Linked DNA regions of Homo sapiens: region 2 is linked to region 1. A link is an interaction called in ENCODE POLR2A ChIA-PET data of the cell type or tissue named here. Cell type or tissue: OCI-LY7. All regions are shown on one strand.

The links. Peaks named below come from ENCODE experiments on the same cell type or tissue, not always from the same donor. Only the 100,000 strongest peaks of a DNase experiment are listed, where the experiment ranks them.
Region 2: POLR2A ChIA-PET joins it to region 1 with 24 read pairs; 10 of 35 experiments call an interaction of 5 or more read pairs at or near these places.

Annotation. Positions count from the first base shown.
Region 1 is chr20:45,050,442-45,052,941 of GRCh38, reverse strand. The region is part of intron 10 of STK4 (serine/threonine kinase 4); the gene reads right to left. Among named protein-coding and RNA genes, the nearest start is that of KCNS1, 49 kb to the left of the region's middle. RefSeq lists a silencer at 1,043-1,112. In OCI-LY7, no CTCF peak of the experiment used is centred here; a DNase peak (open chromatin) is centred at 1,331; H3K4me3 peaks cover 1,736 bases; H3K27ac peaks cover 2,500 bases.
Region 2 is chr20:44,970,082-44,972,581 of GRCh38, reverse strand. It overlaps STK4 (serine/threonine kinase 4), which reads right to left. Exons shown (of 11, transcript NM_006282.5): 2 at 424-504. Among named protein-coding and RNA genes, the nearest start is that of STK4, 4.8 kb to the right of the region's middle. In OCI-LY7, no CTCF peak of the experiment used is centred here; DNase peaks (open chromatin) are centred at 1,211, 1,511 and 2,239; H3K4me3 peaks cover 1,929 bases; H3K27ac peaks cover 2,420 bases.

The DNA.
Region 1 (2,500 bases):
TCTCACCAGAAACTGCTCGACAGGACTACTTCAGTAAAAAGCCATTAACAGGCAGTGCTGTTGACCTTGGCTAGCTACTGGGCATTCACATGGCACTGCCGGGTCAGAAACCTAAACACCAAACATAGTCTCCATTCATCTTTCTTCTAGCACAGAAGAAAAGAAACTCATCAGAAAAAGTTTAAAAAGCAGAGCATGGAGATTGTCCAGAAAGGTGGTGGCAAGAGTCTGAGAGCGCAGGTGCTGATGGTTAAAACCCCAGCTTAATTCACACACTCAACAGGCAAAAAAATGCAACAATAAAAACAATCACAAAGACTCAATCCCCAAACCTCCTGTTGACAAGAAAAAAGCCTGGCTTAATATATTAGAACGACCTGAAAACAACCCAACTCCAACCAAAAAAGCCCCAAATGTTAAATGCCAAGTAAAAAGAGGATGATTAAATCAATCAAAAGAATGTAATGTGATGGGCTACTATGTGACCCTTAAAAATGATTTCACAAGTGTTTTTAATGATATGAGAAAATGTTTAAGATATGTTAAGTGAAAAAAAATCAAGATTTATTATGCATGCAGAATGATCTCAGCTGTGTAAAATAATATCTAAGTATTAAAAAACTGGAAGGAAATGTTAAAATGTAATTATTATTGCTGGGGGGGGTGGAAGAGTTGTAAGAGACATTTTCTTCTTTAAGCTTTTCTTCAGTCTCTAAACTTTCTATAATGAGTGTGTTTTTACAACTAGAAGGTTAACAAAATAGCATTGTAACATTATAGAAGAGCAAACCAACACCAAAAAAGAAGAAAATAATAACATTTATTAAGTGCTTATTGCAGGCCAGCAGTAAGGACCATTGTCCTAAAGGTGCTTTACGTGCATTACAGGTTTAGTATCCCTTATCCAAGATGCCTGGGACCAGAAGTGTTTTGGATTTTGGATTTTTGGATTTGGGATTACGCAACCTGCATCTCATTTGATACTCACGACAGCCCTATGAAAGAGGTATGACTTTACCATGTTTGACAGATAAGACAATCAAGGGTTAGACAGGTGGCATAATAGGTGGAGAAGATAGGCTATGAGCCCTAACAGAATAACTCCAGTGGTTTTAACCACTATATGCCTCTCAACCACAATGGCATAATCTGTCTCCCTGCCTGCAAGCCTGACCTAAACATAAGCCTCAATGACAAAATCTACTTTAGAAGGCACTATAATAATTTAGGATAGTGTGACTGCCAAGGTACTAAGATACTCAGATAAATATTCAAAAGAGGAACTAAAACACCTCTAATGAAGCTATAAAAAGAATCCATGTGATAGAGCAATGCATCGCTGCAGTTGAAAACATACCAGCACAACAAATCAACCCACAGCTAAATCCCACTATACAAGAGAAGCTAGTAATAACTGTCAAAGAAAGACCCCTGGTAACCACTTATTGAACTACCATGAAAAAAGGAACTCACTAAAAGATACAATAACAATGAGCTAGACAGTAAGGATTTGAATTTGTCTCCCAAAAAGCCCCCTAGCAACAAGAGGCCTGGACCATCAAAGGCTAGAGAAAAGAAAGAAACTAAAGAGAAAAATAAAAAGCATTGTACTTGATGCCAAATTATATAAAATACAACCAGCACAGAAGGACCACCTTACTTTTCTTTCAGTCTAGCACTAAAGGCCTTTTGGTTAGAAACAATCAATTTTGCTTGGCAAAAAAAGGATCAAGACATAGAAGTACTTTGGATCAAATTCTGTAGAATCAGCCTATTTGAGATGCATTAAGGTTAATGCCAAAACCAATACGGTGTTCTGTTCACAGTTTCTTTCTAGAGGTTTTAAAAGCCGAAAAACATTAAAACTCAGAGTTTGAAGTGGAAAGTTTCTATCTGTAAAAACAAGCCACTTTTAGGTACTATAAGCTATTAAGATTTGGTAATTCTAAATTAATTATGTATTTTTTAAACCCTTGGTTGTTAGAAAAATATAAAGCTCGATTGCTACCTTACTCTTAACACCAAGACAAATACATGATAGATTAAATATTGAGAAAGAAAAAATAATAAAACATTCTAAAACAAAGTAAGGGTTAATATTTTTGTAATCTTAGAATGTGAAAAACTTTCCCAAAGATGACATAAAATTCCAGAAACCACAAGAAAAAGCTAATAAATCAAAATATATAAAAATTTAAATGTCTGAAGTTAGATACCATATACAAAGCTTTAAAAGATATTCTAGCAGAATATCTTTACCACATATGTTAAAAGGTTCATAACCTGACTTGATAGCTGAAGAAGTCTTTAAAATCAATAAAGAAAATAAGAATTCCATGGAAAATTCAGTAAATAATATAAAGCAACAATTCACATACCAAAAACGATAGGGAAATTTAACAATATGTATCAAAATTTCAAATTTGTGAACAGTTTGACCCAATAATTCTACTGCAGGAATTAATTCTAAGGGCGTACCATGCAAAGATGTTATTAAAGC
Region 2 (2,500 bases), 80 kb after region 1:
GCTGTGAAGGTGGTGATAGTGCTTAATTTATTTACTATATTTCACAAAGGTGCAAATATTAAAATACTAAATTACATTGATTTTCATTGAAACAGTTATTGCATACCAATCAGAAATTATGAACAGCAAATTAAAAAGTTTCTTATAGAATTTTAATCTAATTAGTGCTATCTGTTAAGTAGATAAAATCATACAGATCCTACAAAAGAGAAAACAATAGATATTCTTCGTGTTAAAAAGACCAGGAATCACTAAATCTGTCTATAATAGGGATTGGAGTAAAGCGAAGAAGGACATCACAAGCTGTAAATTTACCTTCCACCCCACCTAGAACAATGCTGAAAGGTTCATATCCTTCTGCTTCTTCTGGGGCAGGAAAAAGACTGGGACCCAATGACCTACCTATAGTTTCTTTACACTCACCCTTCTCCAAGTTTCTCTAAGACATCAAATACTTCTTCTGGTTGTTTGGTTAAACTATCTTCATCCAACTTTTTCAGCTGCCTGTGAATAAAGAAATATAAACACAAAATACATTTTATTTGCTAGGAACTAGAACATAAAATATATCTTTTTTTTATAATTAGCATCTCAGGAACTTCTCTATACAGACTTCACTAGTTAAGACTGTTTTAAGAAACAAGGTTTCTTGGGAGGCCGATACAGGCAGATCACGAGATCAGGAGATCGAGACCATCCTGGCTAACATGGTGAAACCCCGTCTCCACTAAAAATACAAAAAAATTAGCTGGGCGTGGTAACGCATGCCTGTAATCCCAGCTACTCAGGACGCTGAAGCATAAGAATGGCGTGAACCCAGGAGGCAGAGTTTGCAGTGAACCGAAATTGCGCCACTACGCTCAAGCTTGGGTGACAGAGAGAGACTGTCTCAAAAAAAAAAAAAAAAAAAAAAAAAGTCATGTGGCTGAAATGCTGTAGATTCAAGCATTCGATGTATCCTTCAAAATCTATTTAAATCTTGAGATTTCATGAATTAAAATGATGTAATTATCTCTTCAGAAAAGGTGTTTAATGTAAGGTAACTATGAATTGAAACATAACTATGAATTGGACTGCAGACTAAGGAAGACACGGGAAACCTTTGCTCTTCCATTAGCAAGTTTTTTGTAAGTTTGTCAAAACACATAAATTCTGTAGGTATCACAGAAACAGAAAGTGGAAAGTGTACATTTAGATATGATCAAAAGTGAAAAATCACTAGGCAGCTGTGAGTTTCAGATATTCTCACAAAGACCTTCCTATGAGTAGATACATACCTTTGACTAGTCCCAAAAATCAAAGGTACTTGGCTGCTCACAATTTCCAGATAATTCAGATTTCTGACTATGCTAGACAATCATAACAAACATGGGAGGTTATAAATTAACATTTTTTTAAAACTCTGAGATCTCTGAAAATTACTAATGAGCTTAAAGAAGGAACTTGCCAAGGAATATGTGTGTGTGTGTGTGTGTGTGTGTGTGTGTGTGTGTGTGTGTAGTCTACACAATGGCTTCCTGAAACTACAAAGAACAACAAAGAATAGAGAGCTGAGGAAACGGTGAAATATGGAAGTAGTCACACTGGAGACCTCTTTGTAGAAAAAAAAAGGTTTAGACTAGCTGGATAATATCAATTATTACAACAAAAGACTTAAATACACACACATACACACACACACACACACACACAAATGTGTACCTTCCTAAATAAAACAGATTAAAATTAGAAGACAAAAAATAAAACAAACCAACAAAAACCCTGACCACATCAAGTGTATCTACCAATAAACACTGATCTCAGAAGGACAATCTTATAGTTTATGAATATCAAGGACTATAAACTAGAGAAATGGAGAACTGCTCCAAGTCAAAACTGCCTTAACTTGATATCAACAGAACAAAATGATCACAGTGACCTTTGAAAATCAAAAGGTCCTAAAAATTAAATACCAATGACATCATAAAAACTCCTACCTTCAAAATGAAAAGGGATGAAGTGAAACTCCTCTTAAACTTCAGAACTGAAACTTCTATAAACTCAGAAGTCAGAACGAACATCTCATATGCCAGGGTTTTTTTGGTAAAGTCCTGAATTGTAATTGTATAAACATTGGACAATACCTCACTTCTCAAGTATAATCAAAGTTGTATAAACAGCTTATACAAAGGAAGATCAAGTATGTTTCTTTGAAGTGTTGACTCTCTGTGGTTTACAAAATGCAAAAGTCACTATTTCAACTACTTCAGGGACCACAGCATAACAAAGGAAATTGCCACTGCCTTGAGATAGACAGCTGCAAACCTCTGATAATACTTTGACAAACTTTTTTTTTCTTTTTTTTTAATTATTATTATACTTTAAGTTTTAGGGTACATGTGCACAATGTGCAGGTTAGTTACATATGTATACATGTGCCATGCTGGTGTGCTGCACCCATTAACTCGTCATTTAGCATATGACGGCTCGAATACATCTTTGAAACAATCTAAGTGCTTTT